Regions from separate parts of the Mus musculus genome. Here all the other regions are linked to region 1. The links are chromatin loops, found by intact Hi-C in ENCODE. Cell type or tissue: heart. All regions are shown on one strand.

The links. Hi-C counts contacts between places; a loop is a spot of excess contacts. Peaks named below come from ENCODE experiments on the same cell type or tissue, not always from the same donor. Only the 100,000 strongest peaks of a DNase experiment are listed, where the experiment ranks them.
Region 2: it touches region 1 in a loop (2.1-fold over the local background); 9 of 42 quality-filtered maps call a loop at or near these places.
Region 3: a loop joins it to region 1, with 2.9 times the contacts of the local background. A loop is called at or near these places in 16 of 42 quality-filtered maps.

The regions. Positions count from the first base shown.
Region 1 is chr2:166,710,919-166,715,918 of GRCm38, reverse strand. Prex1 (phosphatidylinositol-3,4,5-trisphosphate-dependent Rac exchange factor 1) reads left to right here and starts at 2,087. Exons shown (of 40, transcript NM_177782.3): 1 at 2,087-2,404. The coding sequence starts at 2,201. Gm46777 (a long non-coding RNA gene) reads right to left here and starts at 2,090. Exons shown (of 3, transcript XR_001783555.2): 1 at 1-2,090. In heart, no CTCF peak of the experiment used is centred here; DNase peaks (open chromatin) are centred at 1,418, 1,978, 2,988 and 3,928; H3K4me3 peaks cover 3,377 bases; H3K27ac peaks cover 3,868 bases.
Region 2 is chr2:166,653,409-166,658,408 of GRCm38, reverse strand. The region is part of intron 1 of Prex1 (phosphatidylinositol-3,4,5-trisphosphate-dependent Rac exchange factor 1); the gene reads left to right. Among named protein-coding and RNA genes, the nearest start is that of Gm50596, 47 kb to the left of the region's middle. In heart, no CTCF peak of the experiment used is centred here; DNase peaks (open chromatin) are centred at 643, 2,060 and 2,604; H3K27ac peaks cover 2,651 bases.
Region 3 is chr2:166,603,118-166,608,117 of GRCm38, reverse strand. The region is part of intron 10 of Prex1 (phosphatidylinositol-3,4,5-trisphosphate-dependent Rac exchange factor 1); the gene reads left to right. Among named protein-coding and RNA genes, the nearest start is that of Gm29679, 41 kb to the right of the region's middle. In heart, CTCF peaks have their summits at 1,837 and 2,411 (motif pointing left); DNase peaks (open chromatin) are centred at 1,097, 1,437 and 2,527; H3K27ac peaks cover 2,374 bases.

The sequences.
Region 1 (5,000 bases):
TGCAGGCCTGTAACCCTAGCGTTCTGGGGACTGGGGCGGGAGGATCAGGAGTTCAGGGCTGTCCTGGGCTACATAAATCCAACAAACCAGCAACAAAGAGCTCCACAAGAAATCCAGACACGTGTGCTAGGCAGTGTCACTGTTCCAGGGTGGGAGATGATGTGAGGGGCCCGTCCACAGATGTGGAAGTGCTCGGTCATTCTTTCTGACAGTCAGTTCTTGTTTGGAGGGTGGGACCCATGTGTAAATGTGAGGCTAACCTCCAGCCTTGGTCACAGGCTGAGAAGGGGACTAGTGTTTACTTAGCACTACCTAACCCAGCTAGCTGTGTTGCGTGTGTCAGAGGTTCTCTGGCTACCTTAGAAGGCACCGACGGCTCACAACTGTGGACGGGGTGCTCCTGGGACATCCCGGGTACTGTGTGCTGCTATGCTCTTACAATGGAGAACTAACCTGACCCTAGATGTCACTAATCCTGGGTTTGTTCCCTCAGACTCTCATCTTACAGATTAAAAAAAAAAAAATGGAGCTTCAGAAAGGTGAAGTGTCTTGGCCAAGGTCACCCAGGCAGCTGGATTTGGCTGGCTCGTGACTGCTACCAGCTAGCGAGTAATGATTTCAAGACAGGGCCCACTGAAACCCAAAAAGGTGCTGGATCTAAGGACAGAAGCAGTGTTATGTCTGGAAAGCTCAGAAACAAGAAGATAATGATTCTTTGGAAACACTCACTCCATGACCAATACCTGATGGGCTCACCCTTTTACATCCATTTACCTAGGATACCTTGCCCACATCAAATGTCACGGTGCCCTAGGCCCCAAAGGAACAGGGCCAGGGGTAGCAGGAGCTACCACAGTCTCTCCTCTATCCTTGTGCAAAAGACTGTTTTACTTCAAGGCCCCAGAGAACTATTCTAGGCATCTTGAAGGGAAGTAAATAGAGGACAGTGCTCCTGCCCCAGAAATGATGACACTCCACAGAGGCTATTTTGTGAAACAGGGACTGACTCCATAGGAGATAATAGATCTGAGGCGGGGCAGGTAGGGATTGAACAAGCAGTTCAGAGGCCCGGTCAAGAGGGCAGTTGACAAAGGCAGGAATAATTAAGAACGAAGATAAGACTTTCTAGGGTGTTAAAATCACTTTCCAGGGACTATGGCTCAGCCGTATGCTGGTCCCTAAGAGTTAGGTGTTACTGTTCTTCCCCTTGTACTGTGAGGCAAACGGAGGAGCTTTAGGTGGGATGGGGGTGCTGACCAAGGTCATCAATGAGGGGCTGAACCCCAGAGGCTGACTCGGGTCCCAATGCCTCTCGAGGGTAAAGGGGGGTTAGCACGTTAACTGAACGTTTGAAAGATCAAGGTCACACAGAACAGCCTGTCGGCTGGCAGCAAAATTCCCATTTTGGCTTTATCTCTGGTGGGTACGAGGGCGGCTTCCTGCAACGGTCTCGTCCAAGTGGGCACCTTTGCTTAGGGATGGGGAGCGCTGGGACAGTAGGCGCAGAGCTCCGACGGAAAGAGAAACAGAAGTAAGGACAAAGATGCAGCTAGAGTTCTTCCAAGGTCACCGTAAGCCGAGGGCATGAGCGGCCGTGTTGGTGGGGGCGTCGAGCTGCTCTTCCGGGCGTCAGGAGATGCGCGTGGTGGTCGCTGATCCGGCTCCAGCAGATCACCCACGGGGCACTCCTTACGGGTGGATGGCGCGAGCTGCTCTTGCAGAACTGCTGAATGGGTCTTGGCCTACAGACTCAGCAGAACCACGACCTGACTGGGGTCTGGGGCGACGCATTTCCAGCCCCAAACTCTGACTGTGCGGCGCGCGCACGAACCGGCTCTTGGCCGACGCTCCCTGGAAGCCGGGAGGGGGCTCCGCCCAATCCCCGCCCAATCCCACCAGACTCCGCCCCAGCTCAGTCCATTCTCCATTAGTCCCCGCCCAGTTTCCGCATGAGGTGCCGCCCCACCCCGTCCATTTTCTACAAAGATCCCCGCCCACTAGCAGATTGACCCCGCCTCCTTCCCCGCCCATCGCTCAGCCCTCTCTACCAAGGCCCCGCCCATACACCATGACCCCGCCCAGGTCCCGCCCCCGCTCCGCCTGCCCCGGGCCCGCTGAGCGGCGCCTGTCCGGGATGCGGAGCCCGGACGCCTAAGCCGCGGCGCGACCTCGGCGCGGGAAGTTCGGGCGCCGCGCGGCTATGGAGGCACCCGGCAGCGGTGGTGGTGACGGCGGCGGGGACCCAGGCGGGGACGGTGCGCATCCCGATGCTCGCGGCCCCGTCTCCGGGCCGTGCGCGGCCGCCCGCGACTCGGAGCGCCAGCTGCGCCTCCGTCTGTGCGTACTCAACGAGATCCTGGGCACCGAGCGCGACTACGTGGGCACCTTGCGTTTCCTGCAGTCGGTGAGCTCCCGCCACCTGTGGCCGGCCGGCCCGCGTTGCGCTTTTGTCTGTGGCTCCCCGCCTTGTGCATAGTTTGAAATGGTTACATCCGCGCGGCCGCTGCCCGGGGCCGCCCCGCTGGGGGGCCAGTGTAGGGAGAAGCCCGGGTAGGGGCTCCTTAGCTGCACCGGGGACCCTGGGCTCCGTAGCCTTGCCCCAGCTCGAATTGCACAGTCAAAGCCTTAGACTGCAAAACAGCGTCCGAGTGCGTCTGTGTACCACGCACCTTACACTGGTATCAGCAGACTGTGCCGTTACCGGGCTCATCAGTAGGTTATATTTTCTGATCCTTAAGATCAGGGAAGAGTTCGGCTCCAGAGAGGTTGAGTCCCTTGCTCTGGATAGTTCTGCAGGCTACGTCGTAGGGTTGGATGCAGGGCGGTGACCCAGGGCAGCCCTGCGGGGGCTTTAAACTCCGGTACGTAGTTGCCCTGGTGTCTCTAGTGAGAATGAGGAAGGGGCCACTTCCCTACCCTCCTAGGAAGTGAGAAAACTGGAGGGGGTGGGAAGGGCTGGTCTTAGAGACCTGAGGGCTTTAATCTCCGTGCCTCCTGCTGGGGCCGCTTTAACTCCCTTCTTGGGTTGGAGGAAGTCTTAACCCTGCTTCAGGAAGGCGTGCGTTTGTGTGTGTGTGTGTGTGTGTTTCAAGAGACCCCCAATCACACTGGAGTTCTCTCCATCTGGGAAAAAGAAACACTCAATGGCTTAAGGATGCAGGGGAGTCTGTGTGAGGTCGGGGGGGGGGGTTCCCACTGAGGGAGGAGGGAGTACGAAGTTGGGGGGGGGGAAGACGCTGTGTGGAGGCATTGAAAGCCCTTTGGCCCAAGGATCCTTCTGGAAAGGCCTGTGAGAATAAGACAGGGTTGGCTTTCTTTCCCATCTCTTCCTCTCTCACAGTTGAGAAGGGGGTGGGGGAGAGAGAGAGAGAGAGAGAGAGAGAGAGAGAGAGAGAGAGAGAGAGAGAGAATCGGGTAGGGCTTGAAGCTGGCAGTTTCTAAATGAAAGAGGCAGCCACTCTGGCATTGCTGAGCAATGACAGATTCTAGGGAACTCCTCACTTCCCCCTCGCAGTGACTGAGCTGCTCAGCCTTAAAAAGAAACAGGAAATCTAAACTAGTTTTTATATTAATGGGGGAAAAAAAACAAAACCCACTCCCCCATGTGTGCCCCTGGCTGTTGTGCTAGGTTGACTGCGGTTTTAAATCGTCCCTACGGAGACGGGGCCGCTAGGATAATGGAAATTGATTAGAGTCCACATTCTTAGAATTAAAGAAACCAGGGGGGGAAAAGTTTTCTCTGACTTTCATGTCATCCCAGGACACCTGTCGTTTGTGGACAGCCATTGTTGTGTGACTGGGGCATTCTGAGATGAGCCAGACAGACATTATTGTGTCTTGGGACACCGTTGCTTCCTGTGTTGACCTCGGTTTCCCCACGTGTACAAGAGCAGGGGACCCCAGGCTGCTTTTCTGCCTTGCCCTTACTTGGGTCCCCAAGCCAGTGCCAGAAGTGGAGGACTGATTGTGTAACCTGAGTAGTGTGTCTTGCCCTGTGAGCCCTGGAGGCCACCTCTGGCCACTAGGGAATGGCCCTCAGGCAACCCGAGGGAGGCCACTTAGTCCTGGAAGCTTGGCCGGGAGCTGCATGCTCTTCTGACCACCCGGGCTTTTCTGCATGCAGTAGGGCACAGAAGAGCGGGCAGCTCTTCTGGGATTCTCCCCACCCCAACTTGTCAGCTTTTGTACACCCTGGCTGGAGGGGGTTCCCTGGGCTCCTGGCTGTCTGGGAGGAGCCAGTGTAGTTTTACAGTGGCAAAATGGGTTCTTTAAAAAGTCCAGAGCTTGAGCTGGTGGGAAGGATGAGAGCTTTCGAGGCACTTGCCTCTAAACCTGAGAACCTGAGTTTGATCCCTAAGGCCACACCATAGCATACGTGCACCCCTGAAAATAAATAAACAAATAACAAATGAACAAACAACCAGACAGATAAATAATATAATACAAGGTCCAGAGCTCCAAATTCAGAGCCAGACTGTGTGGTGTGAGGCCTTTGGCTCTGTGATTTAAGGCAAGCTGGCTTGACATCTTTGGGCCTTTATTCCCTTATAAAGTGGGAGAGGAGACTAGAGGTTGTCCTGTTGGTTTTATAGGATTGTGTAACTTATCTTGAATACTCTAAGCAGTGCCTGCAGGCAGTCAGCTATGTAAATATCAACTGGGGTTATTCCTTATGTGATAATTAATCTTACAGGTGAGTAGGGTAGTAGGTTGAGCTCCCACAGAGGAGGCTGTCATAGGGAGCTGCCCGGAGGGAATGGGGTCTGAGCCTTCACTAGAGACAGCCTGGGGACTTCCATTGAGTTTCCTGTTGATCTCTAGATTCCAGCTACGGAAACCAAAGAGTCTGTTCTGTTCCCCTCCTGAGGCTTCAGAGCTCCTTCAGCGTGCCCACACTGGATTTAGGCTTCATCCAGACACTGGGTTGTGCCCTTCCTTGTCTCCTAGGATCCTAGGACCTCAGCTGAGGAAGCAGAAAATTTTGGGATGCGTTATGGTGA
Region 2 (5,000 bases), 58 kb after region 1:
GGCTGGTGGACCTACCCCATGCTGCAGCCTGCCTCTGGGCCCCTTGATCTTCCCTGAAGGGTGGCCTTCTCTTCACTGGTATAGACCCTGAGGACAAAGAATCTGTTACAGAGCCTAGGGAGGGGATGGCTTTTATGCTGCTGCCATCAGGAGCCAGGGGTGGGAAATGAGTGACAGTTGGGACCAAGAGACTGGGCCAGAGTGGATGCCTGGATGCTGGATAGCCCAGAGGTTGGAGCTCAGCTAAGTCCACTTGGCAGGATGCTTCAGCCCATGGAAACCTCAGTCTTCTTATCTGTGCAGTGGGGTGAGGCTGGCGGAACAAGGCAATGCCAGGCAATGCTAGGAAGCTATGGCAGATTTGCGCTCACACCCCGAGGGCAGCAGCGCAATCCTGTCCCTGGGAATCCCTTCCCCAGGGTCACAGCTGCTGCAGTAAAAGCAAACAGGGAAACTTCCAGCCATGTGGGCGCCACCCCCTCCCGTCCTGTTTGGAGCCACACTGTTGTCATCCTCTGTCTTGAGCACTGTTTCCTGGTTCTCCACAGCCCCTGTAGATAAAGTCTGGACTGGACTGAAGCCTGTACAGGGACAATTGTTTGGGGAGATGGGGGAAAAAAAAGGCTAACCCTTGGACCTGGGTGTGGGGGGCTCCCAGAGCAATTGTCTCAGATGTCAAGTGTCAGCGCCATTGAGAGCAGCAATCCCATTGTCCCAAAGTGCAGAAGGAGTGGGACCCAGAAGGCCACCCGCCCAGCCCTGGGCTCTGGGGCTTTAGAGTGGCTGGCCCTGCTTTGTCCTCGCATTCCGGCAGGAAATGCCACCTAAATCAGGCCTGTTCCCGGACACTGCTGGCTTGTGAGTTTGATGCTTTTGCTCCTAGCCACCTGCCACACAGGCTTCTGTGGTGTGTGCTGGAGGCTCTCCGGGCGCTTTTGTCCCCTCTAGGCAGCAAGCGGGTCTTGGTTTTGCTTCGGTAGTGTGTCGCTCTATTCTGCATGTCACAGTCCCCTGGACTCAAGGGGAGTGTGCTACTCGTGGGTTTGAGCAGTCAGAGTTTGGTCATCATCACCTCGGCCAGATGCAAGGATATTTCATCACCAGAAAAGAAGTCACGGGAGCCATCCTGTGCCCCTGCTTCCCAGAGGAAGGACCTGAGACAGAGAGAGGGTATTGTTCCTTGTTCCAATTCCTCAGAGAAGGAAGGCAAGGCCCAGAAAGGCTACTGGGACACACAGCAGGCTAGGGTACAGGTAGTACTTAAACCCCAGATGCTCATTCTAGTAGCAGTTTTGTTAGCTCAGTCAGCTGGCTGTGGCTGACCAAGGCAATATCTGGAGGCAGATCTGGTTGTCTGGCTAGAGGGAGGAAGCCAGGGAAGTTATCCGACAGCCTCCATAGCTGAGATCTGTATGCCTGCATATCACGCCCCACATGTGGGTTCCACCATGTCTCTTCAGAAACTCCAGGCAATCACATGTTGAAGACCTGTGGTGGAGAACCCCAGTCTTAATCTAACTGCGGTGACCCCATTGTTCACAGGAAAAAGAAACCAAAGGGCTCAAAGGAAAAGGGAGGAGTTGGGGTCTGAGTGGGAGGGACTCCAGAGCAGGTTATAGATCTACAGGATAACAATGAGGAGACTCAGCAAGAATAGCTCTGTGCTCCATTAGTGATGTCTGACTTGGGTGTGGATTTCCATTAGCCGTGTCTTTGTGTAGGAGAGGGTCTCACACTCACATTTACAACCTCAGTCAGGCCAGGGAAGGCAGCAGTGACTGTGTCAGATGGGAAAACTCAGGATGCTTGCCCTGGGGGAAGGTGGTAGCCACAGGGGCTTCAGGTACTTCAAGCCTATATGCCCATTATCCCCAAAGAAGCTAGGGTTGGGGTATTCATATTCAAACCGAGACACAAAGCCTTTTGCAGGCTCAACTAAAGAGGGTGTGAGTTGCCCAGGGTGGCTGGGTATCCACTGAGTGGGCCTTGGCAGGGGAGGGATGGGTGGGGCTCTGTGGGGAGAGGTTTGCTTCCCTTCTGCGGCCTCCCCTCCCCCACTGTTGAGTGGCTCACAGTAGGTGGTAGCAACTTGGGTTTTGCTTCAAGTTCCTCTTTGGTGGATCCCAGGGTGGGTGTTCCTCATCAGGGTCTGGAAGGGGAGCTGGGGTAAAGGGTATGGGGGTTAGATGATCATCTGGTGGGCCTGACACGTGTGTACTGAGGGCTTCTTTCTAGACTCTGGCTCTCCACAACACGCTAAATGGACAAATCGATAAGTTGATAGGCAAACACAAGTAGCGTCCCTGGGTGTAACTGCCTGCCAGCATGGGTGTGAAGGAGGTGGAGGGGCAGGTGCTTCAGATGGGAAGGGCTAGGAAAGCCGAGGGCCTCTGCCCCAGAATGCCCTTTCCCCCAGATACTTGCAGAGCTCCCCATCTGTCACAGTGCTTGCTCAAACACCAGCCCCTCAGACAGCCTGTCTCTCATCTGAGCAACTGTCGGCTCCCACAGCCAGCCCACTGGTTCCAGGAAGTCTTGGTAGTGAGCGGTCACCTTTACTAAAAAGACAGCATTGAGTCAGAGGTGCTGGGTGTTTCCCAAGGCCTGGGGGTGGGGATAGTCTGCTCGGCATGGGCAGGGGGTGCCGGGGGTGGCAGGTGGCTTTGTTGTTGATGACAGGCCACACTGTCCTCTGTCTCTGCAGGAGATACAGGTATTTTAAGTTCAGGCTGGAAAACACAAGACTTCAAATGGTACCACTAATCCAGGCCTGGTGGTATGGGCCGATTATCCCTGCTATTTGAGAGGATGAGGCAGGAGAATTATAAGTTCTAAGCCTGTGTGGCCTACACATGGTAAGTTCAAGGGTAGCCTAGGCAACCTGATGAAACCTTGCTGTATCAGTTACCCAACTGTTGCTATGGCAACATACCTTGATAACAGCAACCTTAAGGAAGGGAAATACTCTGGCTCACAATTCCAGGGTACAGTCAGTCATGGCGGAGAGGGCATGGCGGCAGAGGCATGAGGCAGCCACTCACGTTGTGTCTGTTGTCAGGCCACTTGGAGAGGAACTCTGCCCTCAGCATGCTTTCTCCTTTTTATGCAGTCTGAGACCCCCAGCCTGTGGGATGGTGCCTGCCCCCCACATTCAGGATGGGTCTTCCCACCTCACCCTAACCTAACATAATCCCTCACTGGGTGTGCTTAGCGACTTGTCTCCTGAGGTGACTCTAGATCTTGTCAGGTTGACAATGATAGTATATATCTATGGCCATACCACCCTGAACATGCTCTATCTCGTCTGATCTCAGAAGCTAAGCAGGGTCGGGCTTGGTTAGTATTTGGATGGGAGACAGTGATAGTATAGTAGTCTTGTATTGCCACAAGACAAGAACTGAACTGAGAGCCTGGGATGTAGCTCATTGGTAGAGCACTTACTTGTCTGGTGTGCTGAGGTCCTGGGCTCAGTCTCTTAACACTGCAAATAAGCCCAAGCCCACACAAGTACAAACAGGATGGGGTACGTGTGGCCATGCTGGTGGTGTGGTCACGCTGGGTGTCTGGCTCCTTAGTGGTGGCTGGCAGGTGTCCGAAGCTTTCTTAGGAAGCACGGTGCCCGGAGCCTGTGGATACCCAGCTCCCATTCCCAGAGACCCCTGTAATCTGCAGATGGGATTATGATGGGGCTAGATGCTCACCTACAGTCTCAAGTATTTTATGTGCCTGCATCACTCCTGTGTATCACATGTGTTACGTGATGGCCTCTGACGTGCTCCCTGCAGGCAGAGCTCTCACTCTTTCTTTGATTCATAGAGGAGGAAACTGAGGCCTGGGGTGGGGGTAGTCACTGCTCATCTGCATATTCCCCCCCCCCCCCCCATCAATGGCAGAGCTAGACCTTTACAGCCTGCTCTGCACTGTTAGCATTTGTTCCTGGCCCTGCCAGGCCCTTTTCACACATGTGTGAGGCCCAGGTAATTTATTGAGCCAAAACTGAGATGTGGCCCCGTGTGCCCCCCACTCAATGACAGGCCTCCCCCCCCGCCCCGGCCCTGGTCATTGCCCTGGCTAAGGGGTCATCAGTGGCTCTTCTCCAGGTCATTAAATGGACTTCTGTATCATGAACTTGTCATTGCAGGGCTGTCCTGGGCTGGGGTGGGGGAAGGAGGCGTCACTCTCCCATGACTGATGGGATGGCATGTCATTTGTGGAAGCAAGATCTTTGTGCTATGCCTGAGGTTCCTGATCCCTGTAGGATCCAAACCAGGTTTGTAAGCCGGTGGGATATAGGACTGGGGTCTTTGCAGGGCTTTCTGGGTGCTTAGGGGGACCTCCCCATGTCTGGCTGTGGGGGTTTGCTGGGAGCAGGCCATGGTGTCTTATAGGGCTGGTTTATTATTGTTGAAGGCGTGGCTTATTCTGACTTTGTGGCCAGGGTGCTGCTGGTCCATGAATCTCTGCAGATCACAGTGGGGATTGAGTCCCATGGGCATCCTGCTTTGTACTTGGTGTGATCTGGGGGTGCCCCCACCACCCCTCTCAGGTTTCACCATATGTCGAGTGAGGTCACCCCAGCTGAGGTGTGGGTATCCCTGGGGACAGCAGTCCCTGTCCCCGAGCCGCTCAGATTGCCATTGTCTCTCTCCAGGAATGAGTGCAGGGCTCTGCTCTGTTCTGCATCTCCAGGGAGAGCTGTATCCTCCCCAAGCTGCGACTGTGGTTCCAGACAGATGGCCTGGGTCTCCAGGCAGCTGCCGGCTGCTTAAAAAGCCAGGGCCATCTGTGGCCCACAGTTACTCACTTGAGATGCACATTTGGGCTGGGATTCTCCATATCAGGCCAGACCACCACATCCTAGCTCTGTGGCTCTAAGTGAACACTTCACAGCTGGGCATCCCTGTCCTGTAAAATGGGCACACAGGAGGGGGCCTCCCTCCTGGAGCTGCAGGGTTCAGAGACATGTTGTTCTTGATGGCAAAGCCCTGAAGTTCCAGCTG
Region 3 (5,000 bases), 110 kb after region 1:
GGGACTGGATGGCGACTCCCTGGCTATGGACTGTCTGGCTTATCTTCATAGCCTTTTAAGGCCAGGTTTTGAGTCAGACTGGGACTGCGTCTTACTCCCCTTACCTTCTTATTGGATGACTTTGGGCACTGGTTTAATGTCTCTGGGTCTCAATGAATGATAATTAAGGAAGGAGAAAGGCTGGAGGATGCAGTGGGGATGCAGTGGAAACACAGTGGGGACACAGTGGGAGCACAGAGGGGATGCAGTGGCAACACAATGGGGTTGCAGTGGCAACACAATGGGGTTGCAGTGGGAACACAGTGGGGATGCAGTGGGAACACAGTGGGGATACAGTGGGGATGCTGTGGAAACACAGTGGGGATGCTGTGGAAACACAGTGGGGATGCAGTGGGGATGCAATGGCAATAGTACCATGCTGGCCAGAGCACTGAGAACATGGGCTGGGGCCTCCATGCACGACATCATGTTACATGGACAGGTGTGAAGAAGTGACCTGTTTGTGTCCCACTCAGAAACGAATAGACTTCACATTTCAGTGGTAAAATCTGTGTACTGTGGGATAACATACTCTGTGTGTGTGTGTATGTGTGTGTGTGTGTGTGTGTGTGTGTGTGTGTGTGTGTGTGTGTGTGTGTACCTGCCTTCCAGCAGCCTCAGGTTAGCTAGAGAGACAAAAATTAATTCCTTCCTTCCTCCCTCCTTCTCTCTCTCCCTCCCTCCCTTCCATCCTTCCTTCCTCCCTCCTTCTCTCTCTCCCTCCCTCCCTTCCATCCCTCCCATTGCCAGCCAGCAGCAGGGAACTGAACAGACAGACTTCCTGCCCACAGGGAGATGGCTGTTCCTACAGGAATCACTCGGTGGACAAGTACACAGGCCAATAAAGGAACCCACTGGGCCAGGGAACCCCACAAGGCAGTTGTGCAGTGATGTAAAGGGGGGAGCTGCAGAGCTGACTCAGCCAGGGTGGGAAAGGTGGCCTCGTACTGGAGATCACATTTCAACCAAGACCTGAGTGACAAGCGAGTGTCAGCCACAAGAAGACCAGAGGAGCAGCACGCCTGGGCGTGGCAGAGTCTGGTGGCTTTCGTGAGCTGTGATGCTGGGGTGGCAGGAGCTGAGTTGGCGACTGTTGGCCCGAGGCTCGGGAGTCAGCAGGGCTGCATCTCGTGGCACTGGGTCAGGGGTCAGGCTTTAGTCCAGGTGTTCAGGGAGGCTCAGTAGGGGGCAAAGATGAATTGTGAGACCCCAGGGCCACTCGGGATGGTTTCCTGAGGCAGAGGCATTTGTTGCCTCCCTTGATAGTGACGGCGTGTCTTGTTGTTAAACATCCACACACTGGGGGCTCTGAGGTAGAAGGCTGTGTGCATAGCTGCATGCAACAGAGATCAAACTGGGTGTAGCGGCACACGCCTGCACTCTCGGCAGTCATGAAGTTGAGGTATGAGAGTCACACGGCCTGACAGACATCACCAGGGACATTGGCAGGGACTTTGTGCATGGGACTCCAGGTGGCATCTCAACCCCAGGCTCCAGGCAGGAAGCAAGTGGGAAGATGTCCCTTTGGGGAGTGGTACATGGAGCCTCTGATCAGGTGTCGCTCATGAAAGGATGTGCCCACATGCCCTCTGTGCTCAACCTTGGCCTTGACCTGAAACGGGCTGAGTGGTGTCCATTCGGCAGGGCCGAAGGAGAAGGGAAGTTGGCACAGCCTGTCAGAGGACTCTGCCATTTGATTCCACCCCACCTTGGCCTCCAAACCTCAGTGCCTCCCACTGCTGTGGGGACATCTATCTGGAAGCCTGGGCCTTGTTGTTTATAGCCTCACCCAGAGCTACTGTCAGATCCCAGCTCCCTACTGCCACCTGTCACTCAGAGCTTCTGTGCACGCTGATGTCCAGCTTGGGGCACTCTCTGCTGGCCCAGTACACGTGGAAGCCTGGGGCCAGCATTGAACAACTGGGAGCTCCATAGGAAATATCAGATTTCCTGCTCGCTCTCTTGAAGAGCTGGACCCACGGGGTTGTGGTGGGCTCTTTGAGCAGTGGCTTTAGCTTTGACTGGCTTGGCACAGACTCTACCTGGCCAGTATCCCCTGTTCAGAGTTTGAGGTTCCTGCGTAAGAAGAGATTAACTTTATCTGGTTTCCCTCCTGGGTTCCAGCTTAAAGTTTCACAGGATTAAAAAGTCCACCCACGAATTCCAGATGTCCCCAAGGAAACCATTTGCCAGCTGCATCCTGTTGAGCAGCATCCAGCTGCATCTTGGTCCCTAGATAGGGACAGCTTTGCATTAGTTGGCCCAACAAGCTGAAGACCCAGCTTGGTTTCCCAAAGGGTAGCAAGTGTAGGCATAGTCGCCACTCAGTTGCTCTCCTGAGTCTGTTTTCTGCCCCCTGCAGTCACTTTGGTATACTTCTTGTTCCCCACTGTGGCCCTGGATAGGACAGCTGGTGAGCAGCCTTGCTCTGGCTCTCTGACCTCCAGCCTCTGCGAGTGGTCACACCAACATCTGTTTGCCTTCTGGGGTTGCTGGCAGTCAGTGCCTGTCCCAAGAGTTGGGACTTGGAGAACAGTGGAGTAGGGGGTGGTTAGAGGGACACAGAACTTGGAAAGTTCCCACCCAGCGTACCAGAAATGTACCTGTTTCTTTCCCACATCCTTGGGCTTTCTGAATGCCTCGTAATGCCGCTACCTCTATAAGGCCAGGTCCTTCCTCTGCCAGCACGAAAAGCTAAAAATAGCGTCCCCTGTTGTAACCGGAGGTGGGACAGCTGGTTTCCATAAAGGGGGCTGGGCACTGCTGCCCACGCTTGTGGGTGCTGCCTGCTCTGGGATCACCCTCTTGCGTTGGCTCCAGTGGGCTGAAATCTGTGCCGAGCCCAAGAGTCCACAGGGGCTGGGACCTCAGAGGCCTCGAGCCAGAACCTGTCTCACCTGTGTCCCCAACCTTCCTCGTTCGTTCCTCATTTGTTGTGTGGAGGACACTTGAGTCTCAAAGCGTGTCAAGAAAAGGTCAATGAACAAGGTCAGCAGCTATCAGCGAGGGCTCACACGCCGTGTGTCAGTGTGCTCAGGGAGGGGTCTGATAAACACACATACATCTGTAAACCCATTGCTGCAGAGTGCATAGTCAGGTGGGCAGGCTCTGTGTGGAGTCTTCCCTGGCGGTCGTGTGGGTTGTTGCCCCTTGGGAGCGGTGGCACGGAGGGAGTTTGGAAAGGGCATTTTTAGGTGAATGGAGCAGCAACTTCAAGGCCCAGAGGTATGTTGGGGCCTAGGGTTGTTTTTTTTGTTTTTTGTTTTTTTAAAAGAAGGGAAGAAAGGTAAGTGAGCCAAAGCCCAGAGGATGGGGAGGGGGATGCAGGAGAGAAGACTGATCTAGGAATTATGCTCTAGGCATGGCGTTGGTGGCGATGCTGATGTTGATGCACATATTTCTGGGCAGATGTGTGAGACAGTTGAGGCAGAGGTGTTGAACTCCTTTCTGAGTAAGGCAAAAGCCTATTGGAGGATGGAGAAGGTGTGATGGGAGCACTGTGAGGACAGAGAGGGTGTGATGGGAGCTCTGTGAGGACAGAGAGGGTGTGATGGGAGCACTGTGAGGACAGAGAGGGTGTGATGGGAGCACTGTGAGGACAGAGAGGGTGTGATGGGAGCTCTGTGAGGACAGAGAGGGTGTGATGGGAGCACTGTGAGGACAGAGAGGGTGTGATGGGAGCACTGTGAGGACAGAGAGGGTGTGATGGGAGCACTGTGAGGACAGAGAGGGTGTGATGGGAGCACTGTGAGGACAGAGAGGGTGTGATGGGAGCACTGTGAGGACAGAGAGAGTGTGATTGGAGCTCTGTGAGGACAGAGAGGGTGTGATGGGAGCACTGTGAGGACAGAGAGGGTGTGATGGGAGCACTGTGAGGAGAGAGAGGGTGTGATGGGAGTACTGTGAGGACAGAGAGGGTGTGATGGGAGCACTGTGAGGACAGAGAGAGTGTGATTGGAGCTCTGTGAGGACAGAGAGGGTGTGATTGGAGCTCTGTGAGGACGGACAGACAAGGTGTGATGGACCAGTCTGAGAATTGACAGGATGTGATTTGAGACATCTGGGCCTGAGCTTTCTGGGCCTGGTATGGCCTCCTCCTTATTTTGTGAGTTTCATTTATACTCCGTACATAGCTACATGCATGCACACAGACAGACGCATTTAGTATCCATACCATCTAGCTACCTCACCCCAACTACCCTTGGTGTTCATCCACCGTCCACCATCTACCCAGCATCCCTCCTCAGCCTCCACATCTGCCCATCTATCCAGTGTTGATTTCTCTGATGGCTTATGCATCTGTCTGTTCTTATGTACCTATGTACCATGTGGCCCAGTGTGTATCCATTGGCTTATGCCTCCGTCCATAGATCCCACATGGACGCGACTCCCCACTCAGTTATTTCCCACACCCATCTACCATCTTTTCTCTGTCTATCCATCATTCATCTCCTACCTACTCATCCATCTACCTACTCGTTATCCATCTGTCTATCCATCCGTTCATCCACCCATCATCTGTTTGTCCATCCATCTGTCCATTCACCATCTATCATCCATATATCATCCATCCATCCATCCGTCTGTCTGTCCATCAACCCATCATCCATCTATCCATCCATTCATCATCCATCCATCATCTATCCATGCACCGACTAATAAGCTACACCATTCATCCTTCTACCCACCCATCTGTCCATCCATCCACCATTCATTCATCTACCAACCATCAACCATTTTTTCACTCTTCTATCTATACATCTACCTACCTACCTACTAACCCATATCTAGCCACCTGTCTATGTATCTGTCAATCGTTCATCCACACACCTATTCCTCTACCTACCAAACATCTGCCACCCATCTAGTCATGTACCCATCTGCCTATCCATCCCTCACCCATCCATCTGTTCATCTGCCTACCATCTGTCCATCCATCCACCCACCCTTCCCTGGGTGGA